Linked DNA regions of Homo sapiens: region 2 is linked to region 1. A link is a loop called in an ENCODE intact Hi-C map of the cell type or tissue named here. Cell type or tissue: ascending aorta. All regions are shown on one strand. Each heading gives the region's core, and the rest is flanking DNA. Links, peaks and the distances in the headings are about the cores only.

Region 1 (12,150 bases), core at 3,179-8,178:
GCTGGGGTTCAAATCTTTCTTTTCTTTTTCTTCTTTTTTTTTTTTTTTTTTAAAGATGGGAATCTCACTATGTTTCCCAGGCTGGTCTTGAACTCCTGGGCTCAAGTAATACTGCCTTGGCCTCCTGAGTAGCTGGGACCATAGACATATGCCACTGTGTCTGGCTTAAATATTTCCTTCTGTCGGAATGCCCTTTGTTCCTTCATCTGTGCCCCCCTGCTCCATCCTCTTTTAATTCCTAGCCCAAAAGTCTAACCCACCCATTGGGAGGGATTCTGCAGAACTCATAGAGTTTACAACATCTTGTCCTTCAATTGCAGTCAGTCTCTGTCTTGAACTGGATTTGTGAGCTCCTTGAAGTTGTTTGTATCTCACAGCTCTTTGCTGTAACATCCCTGGGGATTCAAGCACGCACACATAGTAGATGCTCACACATCTATGCAATAAATTACTTTAGTGTCTTTCTCAAATGATCAGCACAGGAAGCAAATGATAAAATGCAAACCAGAAAACAGACCTCACTGGGCTCTGTGCTTGTCAGCCTTGGGAATGGATTTCTGGCGAAGATCCGGCCCCTCTACAAATGACAGAGATGACTTGGCTCTTTTCAGGAATTGAAGAGAATCCTGACAAGTGGCATGTTGGGAAAGGCCTGAAGGAAGCCAGACCAGCTTGCTCTCAGAGCTCCTTGGGTCCCCTGCGGCCCCCAGGTGATCTTCAGCAAGACCTGGTATGTAAATGAGCCTCATCTGCTGGCTCAGCCTGCTGCCCACTGCTAGGGATGCTAGAATTCCAGGGTAAGCTTCTGTGAGCCGGGCTGGGAGGTTTAGTGGGTTGGAGATTACTAGCTTTTTGGTATCTGCAGCTTGAAATACCTTGTGCCCTTGATTAATTCATGCTTGGGAGCATCCTCAGTGCTCTCTGGAAAATAGCTCCTTACTGTATGTTTATTTCCCCACGGGCTTATTTCAGAGAGACTGGAGCCTGTGTTTCTAACAGCTTCTCCAAGGAAAACATCGCAGGCCACGTTTCCGGAACTGAGAATCTCAGGGGGTCTTTGAAACGTCCATCTCTATTACCTCCTTTTGGCCCAGCATTTGCTTTTAGCTGAAAAGGGAGATTTTGTCTTGAGCCTTCCTGTAGACATATGTGACTTGGAGTTTGAAAATCTGACAGCTGCTGCTGAGCTTTGAACTGCAAGAGTGAGCAGCATATAGACATAACCCCGTAGAACATCAAATCATTTTCCTTTAATTCCCAGAGACTTAATGTTTCTTTGTCTTGCGAATGACCTCACTGCTTTTTGTATTTGTAATGGAATGCACAGTCATTTGTAAGTAATCACACAATAATCCCTTACACTTTTATAATGCCTTACCCTTTTCCATAGGGCTTTCACTCTCATTATCTCATATGATCCTTATAACTGCTCTGAGATATAAGCAGAGCGCCTATTTTAATCTCCAATTTTCAGGTGTAGAAACTGAGGTTCAGAATAAAGTTAGCCAGAGTTAAAACAGTTAGTATGTAGCAGAATTGGAAAGGGAGTCTACAGAATTGGAACTGGAGTCTCCTAAACCAGTGTTTCTTTTGCTCCTTATTGCTGGTGTGACCTTGGGAATATACTTAACCTCTCTGAACCTCAGTCTTCCTATCACTAAATTGGGTATAATACTACCTCCTGGGATAGTTGTTGGAAGGGATTCAATGAGACTGGGAAATCATTTAATAAAAGGTAGAACACACTAATAATGGGAGGCATCATTGTACTTACTACATGGGCCTTGACGGCGAACAGTGCCATCAGAACTGTGAAAGAAAATAACATTTTTTCTCTCTTTTTAGAAAGACACAGGTTCAGAATGGTGTTGTCAGGGATCACAAGCTCCCAGCCCCGTGATTAGCAAATTGACCCTGCTGCCCTGTCTGCTGGCTGCTTTCTTATTCTGAGAATTGTGTTGACAAGACCCTCTTTTCCTACAGAGCTCTCTCTTAATGTTGCTTGGAATAGCCTTGTGTCCTGGAGACAGTTTTAGGTCTGGCAGGATCTGAGAACAGGAGTGGGGATCTTGGAATGGGATCTGCATCCCTGAGCTTCATCCACAAAGGGTGGGAATGTGGCTTGGGCTGTGGGGTGGAGGTAGATGAACAGCTGGACTTGCAGGTCTATCTTCTGTTGTTTCTCAATAAAGTAGACAAGTCCATCTGATGGGTGTTTAGTAGGGTATGACTTGTGAGTCCACAAGGCCAGCAGTATATATGCTGAATGGACTGCTTAGCAGTAACACACTGGAAAAATCCAAAAAGAATGGATTTCAAGTTGGCAAAAAATGCATTAGAAGTCAGCAGTGTGATGTGGTCAGGAGAACAACCAGAGTGACTGTGGGATGAGGTCTTGGATAGCTTTGTTTCTATATACAGTCAGCCCTCTGTATCCATGGTTTCTGCATCCATGGATTCAACCAACCAAGGCTCGAAAATATTAAAAAAAAAAAAAATCCAACCATAAAAAAATACAAATAAAAAAACCAATATAATATAACAACTGTTCACATAGCATTTGCATTCTCAGGTATTATAAGTAATCTAGAGATGCTTTAAAGTATACAGGAGATACTACCTCATTTTATATAAAAGACTTGAGCATCTCTGGATTTCGGTATCTCAGGGGTCCTGGAACCAATTCCCCATGGATACTGAGGGAACGAGTGTACATACTCACCTACAAAAATTCCAAACCAGTGAGACAGACATAGGTTGAAATATGGTCCTGAGAGGCAGAACGTGAAGCAAGGGATGGAAGGCCGGGGAGGAACCAGATTTCAGTTCCGTGTAAGGAAGAACTTTCTGATGGAAAGATGGAATTTGCAGTGGCAGGAGATAATGATCTTTGCTTCACTGGAGACCTCAGGAATACCAATGGGGCAGGCACTGGGCTTAATGGCCTTTATGGCCACTTCTAATTTTGAGATCACAGAGCTAGGAGGATGAGAGGCACACATATATTGAAGGAACTGAAGGGTCTCTCTCTATGTGGATGTGGAAACTGATCTCCAAATGTTTGCAAGATGGAGGGTACGTTTAAAATATTTCATTCTGGTTTTCATATTGATCTCTGTGGCTCTCCCCTTGGTCTTTGGTTTTTAAAGCTTAAGACCATTCCCAGAAGCTCTTTTCCATGGAATAATCTCCTTTCTTTGCTGGAATGCTCCTGTTGGGATGCAGGAAGGGACTCTGAGCTCCTGACAGAATGAAGACCACCCCTTTTTGCTCTCCAGACCTAATTTTGACGTCCCACGCCCACCCGCTGAGGAGGGTTGCAATGGCGAGATCTCTGTCCTGAATTCTGGTTCTGGCATGCAGTGGAAGGCCCTCTGATTCTGTTTCCTTACCTATTTTAATAGTAACTTATATTTGTGTTCCTTCATTAAATGTACAATAAATAATAAATGTTTGCTTACGGCATGCTTGTTAAGTATAAAACAAATAATCAAAATGAATGTGTAATGACCCTTTGGATAGACCAAGTAGAAGCTGCTTTTAGGACACATGATTGGACCATTTCTAGATATCTGCCTAATTTGTAAATGAAAAATATGTAAGCTACACAAGGAGCACTGACTCGTCTAAAATCTTAACGACTGACTGATTTGGGCTTGGGGTTTGGGGCTTGGGTCCTTCATGCCCTGATCAGAGCTGTTTATAGCTTGAAGACTTCCTGGGGGTGAGAACAAGCAACCTCTTGGTGCAGTCCAAAGCCAGGAAATGGGTGACGATTTTGAAAAAGGACTCATCTGACCTCCAGAAAGCCTTTACAACCAACAGTAGAACGAGATCACTAAGAAACAGAACCACCGGGAAGCCAAGATGTGGTACTTGGATTCCCATCTCGGAGCACCTCCTATATCCCGACACACCATTTCCCCTAGTGTCTGATCTCTCTTTCTCCTCCTTTAATTCAGTCTGGAGTCATTTTAGATCAGATTCATTCCTGATTGGCTTCACTGCTCCAACTTAGTCATCACAGAACCTTAGGGTTGGAATCCATGTTACAAGTTAAACTGAGCAATTCACCCCCACTTTTCCTGACAACAGTGTTCTCTTGAGAGTCTGGTTTTATTCTGAGTCTTCCAGCCCGGTGTCTGTGCCCATGAAGGACTCATGCCAAATTACATTCTCAGGAGGACTCCCAGACCAAGAGACTCTGGGCTTGGGCGTGAGAGACTTGGGGCTGTTCTTTTTCTTTTTTTTTTTTTGAGAAGAAGTTTCACTCTTATTGCCCAGGCTGACATGGAGTTTCACTCTTATTGCCCAGGCTGGAGTGCAATGGCACAGTCATGGCTCACTGCAACCTCCGCCTCCCGGGTTCAAGTGATACTCCTGCCTCAGCCTCCCAAGTAGCTGGGATTACAGGCACACACCACCATGCCTGGCTAATTTTTGTATTTTTAGTAGAGACCAGTTTTCACCATGTTGGCCAGGCTGGTCTTGAACTCCTGACCTCAGGTGATCCTCCCGCCTTGGTCTCCCAAAGTGCTGGGATTACAGGTGTGAGCCACTGTGCCCGGCCGAGAGGAGTTGTTTTGAGACTCACCTGCCATCATAGGAACCATAGCTTAAATTCTTGTGACCTTTTCAGGTGCATCTCCCAAAATATCTCCCCTCCACCAAATTAATGATTTATTTCATAAATTTAGTTGCATTCTGGATGGTCTCATTCTTAAGATGAGCTTAAAGCCTTTCAGACCAGTCACTTCCTTGTTTGGGGTGGAGGAGGTTTTTTCCTGGAATAGGACAGTGTATGGAAGGGTTGAGAATCCACTTCTTTAGCGGTTAATAATTTACTCCGAGTAAGGAATTCTTTGTTAAAGTGGGGCATGTTCTTCAAGTGCCAGAGAAGAGAGAAGGGTGATTTTTCTGACATCCTCCAGCCTGCTTCTCCATATTTGGAAATGTTTACCCACCAGGCTGATCTATTGGAAGAGAGGGAGGTGACTCAGGGTTTAGGAGAAGCAGGATTTGAATTCTTGTTTCCAGAAACAAAGTCGTCCCCCCACCCTGCCCCCACCCTTCCCCCTTCATTCCTCTGTCCCTTGTTCTGGAAGCTGAGGCGAGAATGTCTCAGTTCTGTTCCCTTCAGGCTTCGAGACCACCGCCTTGCTGTGTCCCGTAGTGGACTGAGGGCCTGCAAGAGGGAGTGAGGGCTAGTGGAGGGCCAGCTGCCTGTGGGGGCTGGACATCGTGTGAGTACATCATTACTGCCATTTCTGCTCACAGACCTGGGGCTTACAGCCTGTGGGCTGGCTCACTTGCATGGTGATGGGACACGTTGCTGGGAGTGCTGGTCACTTTTATTTGGGGGTGTGGACAGCTGCTTTCCCAGGGGAGTACTTCTTACAGTGGGATTTCAAGACAAGATCGGCCTGAAGAAAAATTATATTTGTATATTTTTTAAAAAGTAGGTATTTCCTCTCATCTGAGGCCTAACTTGAGTTGGGTAGAAAGACAATTTGGGAGTGCTGTTGTCTGATGATTAAGGCTAAAGCAACAAGCTGGAAGGGATGTCGGGATGTCTGTGGACATGTAGGGAGGGGTAGTTTTAGCTTGAAAACAGTTATGGTGGGATTTAAGAGTATGCAAAATGTTGATGTGTAGCATTTGCACAGCATCCACGGTCTGGAATACCTTGTGTGCAGGTCACTGTGTAGATTTGATGAGTTGTCAGAGTTGGAAGAGTCCTGCAGAGTTTTCAGCACATCTGTCTAATTTCACAGTGTGAGATAATGGGCAGCAGAGACCCAGGCCCTGAAGACAGATGGCTCATTATGTGGGATTAGAACCCAGATCTTCTCTCTCAGTTCGTTCTCCTTCCCCTAGACTTAAGCTGCCCCCTCTATTGCGAGATGAGGAAATTGGGAGATGTTAGAACTGTCCACACTTACTAATCTAGTTGGTGGGAAATTGAGGACTAGAACCTACTTCTAGTTCAGACCTCTTCCCGTTAGGATATATGGGCTCAGATGCCTAGATTTGTTGTTTTTGTATGAGGCTCTTTTCTTTTCTTTTTGTTCTTTGATTTTTACTTACCTTTCCCTTCTTTTGTTCATGTGAATGTCGTATGAATGCAACCTTCTGCTCTCCTTTGCTCCCTATATCTTTCTCTTTCACGAAAGGGGATGATCACTTGTCCAAAAGGCAGAATGAATAGTGTGGAACTTCCTTTCTATCCATGGAAGTGAAAATTATGCAATTTTCCCTGAGAGAAATTCAGCAAGGCTTCCCATCTGAGCCTCTACCACTATTCTTGAAGCTGTAAGAATTCTGGAATATTATGCCCATTCAAAGGTGAGTCCTGATTCTGATTAGATTTTAAACACACACACACACACACACACACACACACACACACACACTTTTTAAGCCTACCAAAGCAGGATAGAGACCCAGAAGACACCGACCTATTACGTCACCTCAGATGTTTCACAGCCATCAGGAGTAACTCTTTGTAGTCAGCTCAGTTTCAGATCAACTTTTTTTTTTTTCTTTCTTTCTTTTTTAGACAGAGTCTTGCTCTATCGCCCAGGCTGGCTGGAGTGCAATGGCGCGATCTCGGCTCACTGCAACCTCCGCCTCCTGGGTTCAAGCGATTCTCCTGCCTCAGCCTCCTGAGTAACTGGGATTACAGGCATGCACCACTAGGCCTGGCTAATTTTTGTATTTTTAGTAGAGACAGGGTTTCACCACGTTGGCCAGGCTGGTCTCAAACTCCTGACCTCAGGTGATCTGCCTGCCTTGGCCTCCCAAAGTGCTGGGATTACAGGCATGAGCTGCTGCACCTGGCCTCGGATCAACTTGAGGGCCTTATTTTCCAGTGCAGGGAAGATGGTAGAAATATGTTTTGGGGAAGCATTTTATTACCAGTGGCATTAGGTGGCAGATGTAATAGAGCAGAGGAAGTGCTCTGAGACCTATGTTTGTTCTGGCCAGTTTTAAAGAGAGGGGAAGCGACTCTCTAATCTGCTTTGAAGCAAGTGGGAGGAGGGAAGTTGCACAGGACTCCCAGGAACCTGTACACAATCTGTCTCCTTCTGTGACCAGCTGAGGCTGGGTGGTGACTGTAAGCCCTGTTCATGAGACAGGAGGAGAGAGCCTTGAAGAAGGAAAGCCTGGGGTGTTTTTCTGTGGTGCTGAGGGACAGGGACAGTAAGAGGTTGGAGTAAATAATACCAGTATGAATACTAATACTCTGAATAAGGACAGCTGACAAGCATTGGTTGCTTAATGGGTGCCAAGCACAGGGCTAAACACTTTACCTAAATTATTGTGGCACTATAGCTGCCTTTGAGTAGGAACTATTTTTTAAAATATTATTTTTAATTTTGGTGTAATACATATAAAATTTGCCATCTTGATGGTTTTTAAGAGTACAGTTCAAGCCTGGGCATGGTGGCTCACGCCTGTAATCCCAGCACTTTGAGAGGCCGAGGTGGGCAGATCACTTGAGCCCAGGAATTCAAGTCCAGCTTGGCCAACGTGATGAATCCCCACCTCTACTAAAAATACAAACATTAGCTGGGCCTGGTTGCATGCACCTGTGGTCCCAGCTACTCAGAAGGTGGGGATGGGAGGATTGCTTGAATCCAGGGAGTGGAGGTTGCAGTGAGCCAAGATTGCCCCACTGCACTTTAACCTGGATGACAGATCGAGACCCTGTCTCAGAAAAAGAAAAAAAAAAAAGAGTACAGTTCAGCAGTGTTAAATACATTCATATTGCTGTGTAATCAGTCTCCAGGCCTCTTTCATCTTGCAATCTGAAACTTTGTACCTATAAGCAACAGCTACCCATTTTCCTCTCCTCCAGCCCCTGGCATCCTCCATTCTACTTTCTTTCTCTATGAATGTGACTACTCTAGGTTCTGTATCTAAGTGGAATCATACCGTATTTGTCTTTTTGTGACTGGCTTATTTCACTAAGCGTAGTGTCCTTAAGGTTCATCCATGTTGTAGCATGGGTCAGAATTTCTCCTTTTTAAGGGTGAATTATATTCTGTGGTAATGAATATACCACATTTTGTCTATCCATTTAGGTACTATTTTTTAACCTCCATGTTATAGAAGAACAGCAACCAGAGACTTCAAAGGGTTAATTAAGTAAGTGGCCCAAAGTCACATAGTCAGTAGTGGAGACTAATTTTACCTAAGAATGGCATGTGATCAGGAGTAAGCAGATATTGGATTCTAATTGGCAAGAGTGTGACAAATCAGGGTGCTTCTCAACTGGATGGTGACACCTCCTTACACCTTGCTATGGCATTTCAATAAAGCAAGTGTTCCAAAGGGCTGTACGCAGCTATGCTTCCTTTCTTTTGTATTGGGCTCTAGGAAGCCCATAGCTAAATTTAAAGCTCACCTCTAGCAAATGGTATGAGACATCCAGCTCTTATTTTTTGTATCCCTTTCTCCTTTCTTTGCTTTATTTTCTCCTCTCCTTACCCACTTTCTCACTTAAATCATGAACTATTAGCATCTTTTGTCAGGTACCTCAGATCATTTCTGGAACAAGGCAGAATATATAGATATGTGGCATGATATCTAATATTTTAGTAATTATTAAGTCTGTGGAATAGTAGGCCAAAACTGGCCATGATTTTTCTGACTTGACTCTGCTCGTCTTCTTCTTCTTCCTTTTTTTTTTTTTTTTTTGATGGAGTCTCACTCTCTTGCCTAGACTGGAGTGCAGGGCGTGATCTTGGCTCACTGCAACCTCTGCTTCATGGGTTCAAGCCATTCTCCTGCCTCAGCCTCCCGAGTAGCTAGGACTACAGGCACTTGCCACTACACCCCACTAATTTTTGTATTTTTAGTAGAGACGGGGTTTCACCATGTTGACCAGGCTGGTTTTCAACTCCTGACCTCAGGTGATCTGCCTGCTTCAGCCTCCCAAAGTGATGGGATTACAGGCATGAGCCACCACACCCCACCTAACTCTGCTCATAATGCAATGTTTCATCTGGGCAATGCCCTGCCCCTTTCTGAGTCTCACTTTTCTCACCTGAAAGAGGAGGTTACTGTTGATGACAGTGAACATTTAGGCTGTGCTGAGTTTTACACTAAGCATCCTGTCTCTAACTCTCCCAACACTCCCACAAGGCAGGTGCTATTATCCCCATTTTACTTTTGAGAAAATTAAGGCCTAAAGAAGTGAGAAAGCTTGTCCAAACCGCTATAGCTCTTGGGCAAAGGCATTAGTGACCAATGTGTATTTGACTCCAAAGCCCAGGATGTTAGCCACAGTGCAGGGCTACTATCCTTTTATACAATCTGTCAGGCTTCTTCCATCCGTGGCATGTATTCATCTAATTTTATTAAATCTTTATTGAGTTTCCACTTAGGTGCCTTGCACTGTTCTGGGCATTATCCCAGTACTCGATTTAGAGCAAAGAGTAAGACACACACAACAACGATCTCTTGGTGCTTACACGCTGCTGCAGGTGTGTGAAGGAGGCAGATAAAGGAACACTTAAACAAGAGGGACTGATAAGTAACCCAAGGGAGGAGTCACAAAGGGCATTCTGACTGTGAGTGAGTGGGGAAGGACTCTGGGAGGTTATGTTTAAGCTGAGATCTGAGTGACAAGGAGGCCACCTTGTAGAAGTTGGGGGAAGAGCACTGCAGGCAGTGGAGACGGTCAATGCAAAGGTCAAGGCTGTGAAGTGGGAAGGAGTTTGTGTTTGAGGAACAGAAGGAGACTGATGTGCTGGCAGGATGTGGGCTGCAGGGGAAGAAGCAGGAGAAAAGAATAGGGTCTAGCAGGTGGTGGTAAGTGAGAGACCTGAGCTTCTTAGACCTGAGTCCAGATGTGATGGGTTATGTGTTACAGGCATCTTTCCAGCTGCTGTGGAGGGAACCTGATAGTAAAAGGGAGTCAAGGGTAGAAGCAAGAAGGTTAGGCTAGACTTTTACCGTAATTCAGGTGTGATGTGGTGGTAACTTTGACTAGGGCATAGAAGTTGGGCAGGAGAGGTAAGTTTGGGGCATGTTTGGGAGTGATCGTCTATAGGATCTCAAGTGTGATTTCCTTCAGAGAAATGCTGAGCTAAATGGGCAGGAATCTGGGATACTCAGAGGGAAATGAAAATAGGTGCCCTAGGGGGTTGCCCAGATAAGCAGCTGGCGTTCCAAGACCAAAGAGTATCTGTTTCTCACCCCTCTCCCATTTAGTTTCTAACCTTGAGCTTTGGGCCAGTGCACAGAGGATGGTGGCTTCCTGCCTTTGGCTTCCCAGCTGAGAGCTGTTGGAACGCCCCAAAATAAGCCCTGCAGAACGTGCAGCTTCCTTTGCTCTCCCTGGGTATTTTTGTAAAACATTCTTTCCCACCAAGAATGAGGAACGTTCAGAGTGATGCTGACTTTATGGGCTGTATTTAACATGTTGTTTTTTCATGGTGTTGTCTGTTCATGCAGAGATTTCTGTCTCCTGTAAACTCCCTGGTAAGGAATCTTCAATCTCCATGTGAGATGGGTCTGGAAGGCTCAGTGGGAGCCCAGAAGAGCTGGGGTTTGAAAGCCTCTCCTTGTCTTGAGGACTGGACTGCGGTCCAAGGGCACCTACCAGCCCTCTTTTTTCATTTACATTTGAATTCACAGTTGCTGCCCTTTGGCAGTTCCCTGTAATTCCTTTTAACAGGCTGGGCTTTCCTGCAGATACTTCATTTTTCAGGTCTTGGAGAAGTTAGGTAGTGGCTGAATCAGGTAGAGAATCCAAAATTCTGACCAAGCCCCATCCTCTAGCCACCAGGCCAAAGCAACTTAGCTTGTGACCTCATCCTCCTGTGTATCCCCTGGCAATCTTATACTATAATCAGCCTAAGCCCAGAGATGCTCAGAAATCATACACTAAGTCATCTAAAACTCATTTCTGAGGCTTTCTCATGCGCCCCTCTTGCAGTCTGTAGTTACCAGGTTTTCAAATAATTAGCATAATCTCTTAAAAACAGTGTTTTGTTATTGCTCATTCAAGTTTCTTCTAAAATTTCTTTTATATTACCTATTCATTGAGTTGACAAACATTTATTGAGTTCTTACTGTATGCCAGGCATTGTGCTAGGTGCTGGGGATTGATTCAAAGATAATTTGGAGGCGTATGGAAGGGGAGTGGATAATTACAGCACAGTGAGATAAGTGCTATAATAGGGGGATATATAAAGAGCCAGAAATAGCACTATGAATAACATCTTTGAACAAATTGCCTTCTTTTTTCCTTTTGGATTATTCCCTTATGTATATTGCCCAAAGTGGGATTACTGGGTCATTTAAAAGATGAAAACAATTTGGCACAAAAAGATGTAATGACTTGCCTGGGGAATACAGCTCAATTTTCAACAGAGAAAGAAAAAATTGTTGACAAATCCAGATTTAGATCACTTTACCAGGAAGATGGGGCAGTTTTTATACTACCCTTTCAACATGGTGGCTTTTAGGGGCGGGGTGGGGGGGATTTATTCTAAACATGTTAGCCTGCGTGTAGGAATCACACGTCCTCATATTTAATCTCACAACTTGATTGTTCTCACAAGAACCTAGCTGTATACATATTATCGTTTCCATTTTACAAATGAAGAAACTGCACCCTTGATAAAAGGAAGTAAGTTGCTCAAAATTCCATAGTTAATAAGTGTAGAATCCAAGGGTCAAGCACAGTTCCTTTTATTCTTTGACTCTATCCTGTTCCCCATGCTGTGTTTACCAATTGAGGGTACCTGTGCTCTAGCCGGGGCCCGGAATTTAATATTTAATGAGTCACGGAGGCTCTTAAGATGATGGTCAGGCTCTATGAAATAGGTGTAGATTTTCTTACCTCTGAAGTCATAGCCAGGGAACAATGTCTTTCTGTATATTGACCTGAAAGGACCCAAGGGCGCATTATTCCTGACCCTGGCTCAGGTGCTGAAAGGCTATTTGCATAGCCCTACTGTTAGAGCACAGAATCCCAAGTAAAGCTGAAACCATGCCACAGTTTTGCTGTGAAACATTTATTACTTTTCTAGTACTTAACAGTATTAAGTAAAAACTCCTGCCCCTGGTATCCAGGACCTGTCATAAATGGACACCAACATCGGTCCACTGTGGGTCCATGTGGGTCCTTGATGC
Region 2 (12,150 bases), core at 2,435-7,434, 54 kb after region 1:
TGAAAATAGTGTTTTTTTTTTTAACAGTGAAAGTAATATGTACTCATGTATAGGTTTTCAATATACAGGAAACTATAAAATGAAAAGGATTGTACCTGTAATCCCACCCCTTACAGCTAACTACTGTGACATTTTATTTGTAGAAGTCCATTTTGCTATCAGACCTCAAGTTTTAAAATCTTAACTCACCCTCTGTAACCTAGTTCTCAGCTCTATTTTATGTAACGTTTTTAAAGGATTCAAGATTTAAAATAAACTTATCTCACCCCAAATGCACTTGTATATTTTTGACACCCCCTCATCTCTCTCTCTCTCTTGTCTCTCTCTCTTCTCTGTCTCTCACTCTATCTCAGTTCTCTTTCTCCTCTTCTTTCTCTCTCTCCTCTCTCCTCTCTCTGTCTTTCTCTCTCTGTCTCACACACACACACGGGGAAAAAAAATCACTCGAGTTAAGAATCAGTCTCTCATTTTACAGATAGGAAAACTGAAATCTAGAACTTGTCTGAAATCATGTTAAAAAAAAAAAAGTGGTAATCTGTGCTCGAACCCAGGTCTCCTGAATTTTCGTTCAGTGCTTTTTCCATTCTACAGTGATGCCTCCTTACTAGGTCATAGAAACAGTGGCAGAGGGAGAAAAGGAAAAATACGTCAGCTCCAAAGAGTGCAGTTTTTTTTTTTCTGTGTCCTTTAGCTGAGCTATTTTTGTGACTATTCAGTACATGTACAATGCTGCCTCTTGGAGTGTTCCGGCTAGACTAAGAGGCCATTCACTGCTGACTGCAGCCATGCCATCCCTCCATGGAATCCTCGGCCCGGAAATCAGATGGGAACAAACTATTCCAATATACAAATCAAATTTCAGAGTCTGAGTGTACACAGAAAAATTACTGGATATCCTGTTGGACTATGTACATAACAATGACACAGTGATTTATGAGGGTATGATGGGGCAGAGGGTAGCGGGTGATGTTGGAGTTGATTCATCACTTAAGCGCTAATCCATTCACCAGCTCCAGTCAGACTTCAACACAAATGCCAAATTATTCATCTTCCCTAAATCCAACCCTATTATTTTCTCTCTCAAAACCTTCAGTTGCTTCCTTTTGCATATGGAAGAGAGCGTGGACTCCTCCATCTGGCATTTAAGGCTTTCTATGATCTGTCCTCCCAGACATTGATAGGCTGTGGAGATACAGTAAGGTAGTTGTTATGAGCCACACCTTGCAGCCAGGCTGCTCCAGCACCAAGCAACACTTTCCCCGGGAGGTTGCTGCACCTCCCTGCTCCTCACTTTCCTCATTTGTGGAATAGGAATAGGGTCATTGTGAGAATTAAATAAGTTAATATTTGTAAAGGGTTTAACAGTGACTAGCTCATAATCCGTCACGTAGAAAGTTTTTTCTTAGCTCATTTAATAAGTACCTTTCTAACCCATCACTGATAGCATTTTTCTTTTGCACCAGACTTCTTTCTAGTCATTGCTGGGAGCGTCCTCTCATTTTCCTGCCTCCCTGTAGCTGTCACTCTCACTCCTAAACTGTTGGCGTTCTCATTTTGGCTTGCCCAAATCTTACGCATTCTTTTAAGTCCATGTTCAAGTGAATCCTCACTGATTTTGTTCTTCATTCATCCCCTTAACAGACTTTTATGGAGGGTCTACTGTGTGCAAGGTGTATTATGTAGGAAGCCTTCCACAGTTCCCAGAGCTAGGTGAGCTCTGTCATGTAGGCCTGTCTTGTACATATCACCTTCGACATTGCTGAGCAGTTTGTGTTGGACATGTTTGATCTCCTCCCCTAGAATATAAACAGCTGGAGAGTAGGATGCTTATTAGTAGGTGCTTATTAAGCTTTCTTTAAAATGAGTAAGTGCACATGCTACCTTTTATAGATCTGTTACCTTCTAATGAAGGCAAGAACAATAGGAACAAACATTAGTTTTGTGTGTGTGTGTGAGAGAGAGAGAGACAGAGAGGGAGAGAGAAAGAGAGAGAGAGATTTTGAATGGGAATAATTATGAGGCCACATCTGAGGGCAAATAACCACTTCCAAGTTGAAGAAAGGCAAGGAGAAGACAGGAATGAGAGGAGAGCTGTAGCAGTCAAAGGAAACGGGATGAGAATATGTTATTCTCTGAATCATAAAGCATTTGCTCTGAGAAATGTTTTTCCTTAAGTGGTATAAAATGTAAAATGAATTGGGTCTTAGTTTTTCTTTTCCTCTTTAGGAGGTTGGAGCTGATTTTTAAAATGAGGTAGGGGAGGGAGGTGGGGTTTGGAGAAAGAAAGTGAAAATTGTTTTCTGAAACTCTGTTTGTCAAATAACTCTCTGGAGAGAAAGTTCAGAGGGTGAGGGCCTGCCAAAGCTGACCAGCAGCACACAGGCCAAATCGTTCTTTCGTCATTGTCCTGGTCACTTCCCCACCCCTGTTCGCCACCCCCAAACACCTTTTTTCTTCTCTCTCTCTCTCTCTGTGTGTGTCTCTCTCTCTTTCTTTTCTTTCCTTTTTTTTCTTTTTATAACATATGAATATTATAAGTAAGTAGCTGGAGAAAATAAAAAAGCAAAACAAAACACAAAGTAAGCAGATGATTTCAACCTGCAATTATTTGTCAGGTCATAAAAATGATGTGTCTTAGATTTATTTACCTGATCTCCTCATCTGTTTTCCACTGGAAGCCTTCTGCTCGCGTCACCCTTCTTCATTTAGTTCCCCAAACTTCCACCCACTTTCTGACTCAAAGCAGGAGAGAAGCATTGAACAAAACCACTGGATTTGGAGAAGAGAGAAAAGCAGCTTTTAAGAACTGACTTTAGAGGTTTAGCACGAATTAAATTCCTGGTCTTTTCTTTCTGCAGATTTTTCAGCTATTGTTGTTGTTTGTTTTGTTTTGTTTTGTTTTATGTTTCTTGAGTTTATCGCTAAAGATGCTTTTCCGTGGATGGCACAAAAGTTCAGCTATGGCCATGTGCTTACTGAAGGCCTGTATATGGAGGCATCACAGTGGCTGGCCTTGAAGAAATTAAGATAGTGAAAGAGGACCCCTGTCTGCGAAGAAAGAGCTCATGTTTGTGTGTGTGCTCATGCTTTGGGTGCTACAAGGAGACTGGTGTCTGGGGAAGGGAGGAAGGGTGATGGTTACAGGTATAGGTAAATAAGTTTTCCAACAGTTAACAATACTTGGAGACAAGCTACAGAGTGATCAATGCTAGAGTTAGGAACGCTGTGAGAAGGCAAGGTGTTCTGTTTGTGCCATTGGGGAGGGCTTTGCTGTGGGGATTGGGGGAAGGATATTGTTTTAGGCTTTGCTAGATGGCTAGGACTTTAACAAATAAGAAAGAAAGAGCTGAGTCTTTAAGACAGAGGGAATAGCAGAGACATGAAAATATCTAGAGAGATTGGGAGTGGGAGGCTGAGTCTGGAGGTGAGATATCTGTATCCAATCAGAGAAGTTTCCTATGCCTTCCTGTAATGTTGGAGGCTTCTTTTTTTTTTGGTAATCAGTAAGGAGCTGTCATGGGCTTTGTAAAAGGGCTGTGATAGGATTACTCTGGTGTGTGTGTGTGTGTGTGTGTGTGTGTGTGTGTATGTGTTTTGCTTTTACTTTATACATTTCAGAGTCTTTTTAGGAACTCTTAGGCAACCTTAACTCTGGGGAGTGTGCATTGCCTGTCTTTATATGTCTTTACTTCTCTGTTGCTGCCTGGTTCTGCTCCTTCTCATGCTTCTGTAACAAAGTGCGGCAATGCAGGCTTCTAGAAGGTGATGTGAGATCTCTGAGCAGACCATGTGTGTGTTCTTCCCATCCTTTTTTCCCCTCCCTTTCTCTTCCTCCTCCTCTTTCTATATCACCACCCTCACCAGCAGCAGCAGCAGCACTCCCCTCCCTAAAATAAATAAACCAGTCACTCCAAAGGTTCCAAGCACATTAGTCACATATCCCAGAAGTTTAATACAGAATTATTTTGACAGCGAGAACAAGAAGTGTTTTCTAGTTGAACGCACAGAACTTGCTTATTCCAACTGGGCTTTCTGCCGCACAGACAGATGATACGTTTTTTAGATGGATTGGCCGCACAGCGCAGGAGACTGTCGCTTCCCTTGGATACACAGCAAACTGCTCACTACCAAAAGTGGCTGGGGAGAAGATGTGAAAGGAGAGAGAGAGAGCGCGAGAGAGACAGAAGAGAAGAGGAGAGGGGAGGGGAGGGGAGGAGAGGAGAGACGGGGAAGACAGAGAGAGAGAGAGAGAGAGAAAGGAAATCAAGTTCTTATTATGTACATAACTTTCTCATTAATGGCTTCCATAAGTCACTGAGAGATTTCTTTGTGTTTATTTATTTATTTGGCTGCTTTGGAGCCATGAGTCCTTTTTTAAACCCGGGTTTATGTCTGTTCTAAAAAATGAGGACAGATCGAGTTATTGCCATGCGGGTGGCTCTCCAAGCATTCCAGTTGCATAGCTCTTCCAGAAATATTTCTTGACGCACTTATTTAGCACTTTCTATTGCCGTTACTGAGCAGATTACAGAATCCTCCCGGCCCTTTCACCAAACCCGTCTAGAGCTGGTATGGATCTACTTGTGCCTATCTGGCAGATAGAAAGATAGAGGAATGGGAAGGTGAAGTCCATTGTTACTCATGAAGGATTTTGACCAGTAACCTCAGAAGAGTCAGAAGAAGAGAAAAAGCATGTGCTCTCCTCTTTCCTGCTTTGCTTTTCTGCTTCCAAGTCCCTCCTCCAAGCAGGAAGATCTTTCCTGAGCAGCAGCGTACCTGGGTGTGAGAACCCAGAGGGAGTGTGGTGGAGAGACGTGAAGGGGTCAGTTCCTGGAACATTCTGTTCCCTCTAGCTCCCATGATCATTGACTTCTTGCCTCTCAAGTCCTTCTAGGGATCTCCAGGCTTTTGAGAGGCTCAGCTGACCTCGCTCACTGCTGTGCATGCTCTCTGGAGCTTTCTTGTCCTCTTTTGGTTGTTTCTTACTAGCCCCTCATTCCCAGGACTTTTTCTGAGGAATCTCTGTTAGTTCAGGTAATAACTGGCTGTGAAACCTACAATAGTAAGTTCTTTGGATGTCGGTGTTTTCAGATGTTTCTTCTTCATGGAAACTCTTTATAAATCCCTCACAAAATGGGATGTCAAATCTCAATATGTAAAATAATCAAAGTGCAGTTAAATGGTGGTGCTGTTGTTAAAAGGTGGAAGATCTCATAGGCTTCTAGCCAGGGCCGAGTTATCTCCCCAGAAGAGCTCTGTGCCTCTGTGGACCCACTTAGTAAGCCATTGTACTGGAGTTGCTTTAAGGCTCCCTACAGCCCTGATGACCTGTGCTCAGCATTCTTTCAGCTTTCTGCCTCTTTGTATATCTTTCAAGCTTGAGAAAGATCCTCTATAGATCAGGAAGATGTGTCCAGTAAGAGATTTGACCTTTGCTGGTTTCTTGACATGGGCTTTGATGAAACCCTTTTAGCATGCTCACTTTAGATGATTCTTCTCAAGGGGGATGTCAGCCCCAGGACCCCCCAGACCTCCATCCCTAAACCCGGGCTTGCGTGTCTGGCAACCCAGGGCCAGCACTTCGTTCTTACACTCAGCTGAGTGGTAGTCCTGCCACCATTGCTGTGGCTCTGGGACTATAGCCTCTGCCTTAGGAACACTTATGAGAGGAATCGATGGAATTCCAACTATTTTTAAGGATTTTTTTTTTTTTTTTTTTTTTTGCTGAGTTTGCATTGCAAAAGGAAGGTAGAGCACGGGCCATCTCTCCCTCCTCCACTTATATTTATTCTGCACCTACCTGCACGTGACACTCTGCTATTCTTCAGAGAAGGTTCTGACCTTTGTGACCACGCTTTACATTTTCACATTGCAAGGCAATTTCTAAAGAGCTTTTCCCAGCTAAGATCTCATTTGAGCCTCACAACAACTCTGGGGCAAAGGAGACTGTAAAACAAACAAAAACAAAAACAAAAAAAACAAAAACACAAAACCAAAACAAAAAACAACCCCCAAAAACCTTAGACAAATCTAATTCCACAGTTTAATTAAGCAAAGAACAATTCGTGAATTGGGCAGGCCCCAAACCAGATAATCTGGCACTGCCATTTGGTTGAAGAACATTTGTGGACAGAACAAAGAAGGTGACGGACAGAAAACACAAGTGAGGTACAGAAACAGCTGGACTGGTTACAGCTTGGTGTTTTCCTTATTTGAATAGGTTTGAACAGTTGGCTGTCTTTGATTGGCTGAAACTCTGTGAATGGTACAAGAGTAGGTTGCATCCTGTTTACACATCCTGTTAGGACGGAGGAGGCAGCTTTAGGCTAAACGTAATTTAACAAGATTCAATGAGATTATACCTGTACGCCCAAGTTCACAGTTAGGTAGAGAAGGATTGTGGGGATTTGAAGCTTAGGCTTACTGACTTACGCCATTGTGCCATATCATTCATTCTCCTCGTGGCAGGAATAATGAATGAATATTCTATTAACAGGTACTACCTATTAACCGCTTACATATATTTCAAATGTTACTAGGTAGATACTTTTTACAGGCCTATTTCATCTTCTCAACAACCCTATAAGGTAGAAATTATTATGTCCAGTTTGTTGATGAATGGCTAGAAATATAGAGAAGATAAATAACTTGCTCAAGGTTATACTTCACAGAATTGATGGACCTCGAATTCTAATTAAGATTGCTGCCTCCAGGGGTCTATCAGTATAGGATGTGATCTTTACCCATCCTGAGTCCTAGGAGATATAAAACATGCTGTTGAAATAACAAAGCTGGTTTGTGGGTGATCATATACTATAGTAAATACGACATACTGTTAAGGGTTAATAGGTGGCTGTTTTCTGTGTTTGTTCCTGGAGATCGTAATATCTTTATGCTGTTCCTTCTACTTCCTTTTTCAATTTTATGAGCTCCATGTTGAAATTATGAGTCCTTAACCCTATTGAACTGTGTGCCATTGGGCAAGTTGTTTCTATTTCTGGGGTATTGATTTCCCCGTCTCAAAATAAATATCTTTTCCTGCTCCGATCATTCTTTCCTTTTAAGTATTACCTGGCTGGTGAATGTTTATATTGAATTCTCTTTGTACAATTCCTTTCAACAATATTGCTTGGAATTATAAAAACTTAATAATTGTTTTAAATTGAAATGACAATTGCAGGTTATCCTTGCTTTCAAAAAGATTTTGTTTCTGAAATGTAGCTTGTTAAAAGTTTGGAAATAAAGCATCACATGAAGAAATAAAGTTATATCAAGAAAGATGCCTAACACATGTTCTGATTGGCTAGCTGGTTGTGCCTTTTTTTTTATGTGTGTGTGTGTGTGTGTGTGTGTGTGTGTGTGTCACTCTGTCTCCCAGGCTGGAGTGCAGTGGTGCGATCTCGGCTCACTGCAACCTCCGCCTCCTGGGTTCAAGCGATTTTCCTGCCTCAGGCTTCCCAGTAGCTGGTACTACAGGCGCGTGCCACCACGCCCTAATTTTTGTATTTTTAGTAGAGACGAGGTTTCACCATGTTGGCCAGGCTGGTCTTGAATTCCTGACCTCAAGTGATCCACCCACCTTGGCCTCCCAAAGTGCTGGGATTACAGGTGGGAGCCACTACACCTGGCCGTGCCTTGTTTTTTAGTATCAGTTTTTTCTTTTCTTTTCTTTTCTTATCGTTTCTTTTCTTTTCTTTTCTTTAGGGTATGATTCTATTTATTTGAAGTTCCAGAAAAAGCAAAACTAATCTGTGGTAATAGAAAATCAGAGTATAGTGGTTGTTCGCAGGAAAGAGGTGGTATGAGATTGCCTGAGAATAGGCAAAAGAGAACTTTTCAGAGTGACAAAAGTATTCTGCATCTTTGATAGGAGCACGGATTACTTAGATGCTTTCCTTTTTCTCAACTGGCCTAAGTTTCTTTTTCTTTCTAATGCTTGTATAAGAACAACCTTCGTTCCCAAACACACAGACGTGTGTGTGTGGACACACACACACACACAAACAATTCTTCAGAAAGAAAGCCTCTTACGTGTGTTAAACTTGCCACTTTTTTCTCAAAATGTGCTTTGTATTTCTTTGGGTGAGCAAAAGAAGAATCTTCCTCTTCTCAAGTTCAGAGTTTGAATCAATTCTTCCTGTCTTTTGCATTTCAGTAAATGTTTCCTAGATGGATTCATCGGTTTTCCAGTAAAGACAAACAGCTCAGAAGCCAGATTACATTCATACCCAAGGCCTGAGTTCTGTGACCCAGGCATCAGAGCTCAGTGCCATATATGGCGAAAAGAGGAACAGGAGCAGGAGTGGAGGGAGAATGCCAGACATGCAATGCATTCCTCAGAAATGTGCATTCATAACTGGCAAAACAGGACCCTTGCTGGTTTCCATCTTATGCAGAACATGAACTGTGAAGTTTTGAGAAAGAAGCTAATGTTCCAAGCATCTGCCACAGGGAACAGTTTATTTTCCCTTTTCTTTTTGGTCACATGTCGGTTTAATTTGGAGTCAGTGTTTAAGTCAATGCTGGCATGGGGTGAAGACTAAGAAATTGTTCTTGCAGTCAGCAGACATGGGTTCTCAGCCCAACTCCACTGCCACCCAGCTGCAAAACTCTCCTTGGCTTGTTTTTAATCAATGGCAAAGTAGCAGGGTTGAATTTGATGATCTTCGAGATTTCTACTATTTCTGTTTTCTTTGGTTCTAATTTTGCCCGAGATTTTCCAGTTCCTGTGGAATTCCCCAGTGAAAGCATTTTCTAATTCTTCCAAATACTTTTTGTGGCTTGAACTTAAAAAGACAAAAACAAAAATCCCAGTCTTGAATTTTTCTTTGTGATTTCCTGAAGTATGTTTTGGATGCATTATGAATCTTCAATTGACAGATTATTTCTTGCTCGGGGTAGAGAAGAATGCATTTCCTGCATCTTCATGGTCTTCTTTCACTTGCCCCTCTTATTGTTGGAGAAGAAATGTAGGTATGTTCAACACATAGTTGCAGGGACAGCTGTGCACTAAGCAAATGCAGACTTTTAATGACCTTGATAGTTGTCTGCTTCTCTCATGCATTGAAGCCTTTTCTGTGGAAGAAGTGGGAGCAGCAGAAGGCAGATTCCACAGCTTCCTCACACCTCAAGAGACGGAATTAGGGATGTGAGACTGAGGTGTTGGTTTCCCAGTCAGTAATCGGATGAGACACTTTGCTGTCACAGATGTTAAGAAGGTTAACAAGAAATAGAATTGTAAAACTCTGGCCCTAAGGTGGACTACGGTCACTTTCACTTTGAGATAAGGCATGATTTTAAATGCTCCTATTGGTCTTTATGGGTTCTGTAGTCTATTTTCAACAGACTAAAATTGTCTTGTTGCAAAAGTTTGCAATTTTCTGCTTCTTTGGGAGAGGGTTCAAACCAAAGTTGTCCTCTTCCCTTTCTCTTCTGAAAGGATGACGTTAGTTTCTCAGCTGAAATAAAGGAAGGAGGAAGTTTCCATTGGGTCTTAGGAAAATATTCCAGCATTGGGCTTTAATGGCAGCTGATGTCCCAAACTTGTGCACAATGGCTCCGAGAAGGCCATAGTGGTTTAAGAGGCACCCATAATAGTCCCTTTTATTCATGCTGAGAATGAAGAACCAGGGGCAACACTAAAGAAACCTGCACTTGGCTTTTCCTTGCTGCTTGTGGTCCCTTTCCTGGAAGCTGCTATAACACAGCCACCAAGTCCTGGGAGGAAGAGAAGGAGGGGATTAATTCTTATGATGCAGGGGGATGGCTCCAGAGAGAGTGGAAGCAAAGACATCTGTGTTCTGATGACAGCTGTGCCACGAGTTTGCTCTGTGACTTGGTCAAGATGCTTTGCAATTTGAGGCCTTCATTTCTCCGTCTGGCAAGTGGACATGCTAGTGGACCTTGAAGGCCTCTTCTAGCTCTTAAAAGCATGAATTTAATATATTTCCAGATTGTCTGTTTATGTTTCCTATTGCATGTACTTGGTATGCCCGGTGACACTGAGCTCATCAACTTGTAAAAAGACCGTGCCATTATCTTCTTTAACGGCAAACAGAACAAAAACAGAATCCTCTTTGTGGGTGCCTGCTCACCGTAATATTAGGACCAAATTCTTTTGTGTAACATTCACCTCCTTTCCCAGTCTAGTTCCACCTAACGGTTCTAGTTTTTGGGAAGCGTTTGCTTCCATGTGTGACATTCATCTTTACTTTGAGCTCTCTGTGAGCCTTTTGCTACTGCAGAGGTATGTGTCTGTTGAAAGAGAGGAAGCTGTACACGATGACACGGCAGAGTCATTGGGTCAGGAGTGGTGTTGAGAAGAATGAATCAGGATGCTGGGGTTCTGTGATAGACTCTACAAATAGTTTACAAGAAGATTTAGGGACAGTAAGCACAATACATCTTTTGCTTCAGTCAAAAGCATAAATTTTAATGGTTACAAATGCCTGGTGCTATTATGAGAAAACCACAGGAAAGACCATTATATAAACAGTAATAATTTGTTGACTATGACTAATCCTTTGGGGAGTATGATATGTGACATAGGCGTATAAGGGCTTTATGTAGACTAACCCCTTTAACACCTATTAACTTGTTAGACCCTGCTAATGGGTCCACGAGGGTGGCAGGCTAAGGAATGCTACCCTCTATTTACTAACGAGCAAAGCGATGCTGAAATACAGTGAAGAAGCTGTCCAGTGTCACATGGTGAAGAGATGGCATAACAGAGACTCGTTCAGTGCTTTTATGCCTGCGTCGTGTTTTCTGCCTTTCCAGGCTTCAGCCTACCCAGTAAAGCAGGATAAAAACACACAATAACTGCCCCCACCACCCACAGCCAGAAGATGGTAGAGGATGGGATTGAATTAGTCATGAATCATGTGAACCATAGTATTTGGTGAATCAGTCTTGGTAATTGGTGGGGTGATATGTCAGTCAGTTTACTTTCACAACTGAATTATCAACTAGGGCACCACGATGGAAAACAGAATTGAGGATTTCTACTTTCTTATTATTCATTTGTACGTGTGTACTTTCACTTATTTAAGGCAATGAAGAACTAATAATACCTAATATGGTGCCAGGCTTTGTAGTAGATGCTGACCTGTAGAAGTGAACCATAAACCCTAAGCCAAGGGCTATAAAATACTTTAAAATTCATGTAGAATCCTCTCTCAATCTTACCCCCCTTTCATTTTTCAGTGTGTTCTCTGATACTTTTGTACTTTTGCCAGGTGATAAGTCCACCTTGACTTGGCTATTTTATATCTTTTTTTTTTTTTTTTTTTTTTTGAGACGGAGTTTCACTCTTGTTGCCCAGGCTGGAGTTCAATGGCACGATCTCGGCTTACTGCAACCTCCACCTCCTGGGTTCAAGCGATTCTCGTGCCTCAGCCTCCCTAGTAGCTGGGGTTACAGGTGCACGCCACCACACCCAGTTATTTTTTGTATTTTTAGTAGAGATGGGGTTTCACCATGTTGGCCAGACTGGTCTCAAACTCTTGACCTCAGGTGATCCACCTGCCTCGGCCTCCCAAAGTGCTGGATTACAAGTGTGAGCCACCATGTCTGGCCGTCTATTTTATATCTTATAGTAAAGGATGGTTGCCTCAAAGGCTGTAAACGTCAATGTTTAGAGATATATATGAAATTATTTGTAACTTCCTTCAATAGTAACTTTCAAATGCCACCCTTACATGGCTTTATGAAAAGTAAACCCTTCTCTTAAATGTCTGCTTTTTTCTTAGAGTAAGTTTCTTGTGTTGGCTTTCTTTTCTCTCTTCTCTTTATCAGTGAATTCATTTATTCTAAATTTTTTTCTGATGTAGTTTGGGACTTCCTAACTTAACAATGGAAATTGAAAATTGGAGAAGCTCATTCTGTATTCTTTCCTTTTTATTCCATTTTTGATACTGGATTATGTCTGTATAATTGCTCAAATTGTGAGTCATGTAGGAACATGCTCTGTGTTTCTGCACATGATATTTAAAACCTATTTATGCTTTCTTAACCACAAAGGGGACCATAAAAGTCCTGTCAAATAGTCCCAGACTGTAAATTCCTTGAGGTCAAGAGCTGTGTCAAATTTATTTTTGTACCTCTTTCTGCTACAGCTCCCAGCCCCTAGCCCAGTGCCAGGTAGCTCTG

The links. A loop is a pair of places that touch in the nucleus more often than their neighbours do. Peaks named below come from ENCODE experiments on the same cell type or tissue, not always from the same donor. Only the 100,000 strongest peaks of a DNase experiment are listed, where the experiment ranks them.
Region 2: a loop joins it to region 1, with 4 times the contacts of the local background. A loop is called at or near these places in 20 of 110 quality-filtered maps.

What each region holds. Positions count from the first base shown.
Region 1 is chr3:188,207,589-188,219,738 of GRCh38, forward strand. All of the region lies in intron 1 of LPP (LIM domain containing preferred translocation partner in lipoma), which reads left to right. Among named protein-coding and RNA genes, the nearest start is that of FLJ42393, 35 kb to the left of the region's middle. RefSeq lists an enhancer at 6,405-6,554. In ascending aorta, for the core only: no CTCF peak of the experiment used is centred there; DNase peaks (open chromatin) are centred at 4,153, 5,133, 6,496 and 7,102; H3K4me3 peaks cover 4,711 bases; H3K27ac peaks cover 5,000 bases.
Region 2 is chr3:188,262,318-188,274,467 of GRCh38, forward strand. All of the region lies in intron 2 of LPP (LIM domain containing preferred translocation partner in lipoma), which reads left to right. Among named protein-coding and RNA genes, the nearest start is that of FLJ42393, 90 kb to the left of the region's middle. In ascending aorta, for the core only: no CTCF peak of the experiment used is centred there; DNase peaks (open chromatin) are centred at 3,901, 4,034, 4,504 and 4,844; H3K4me3 peaks cover 2,417 bases; H3K27ac peaks cover 5,000 bases.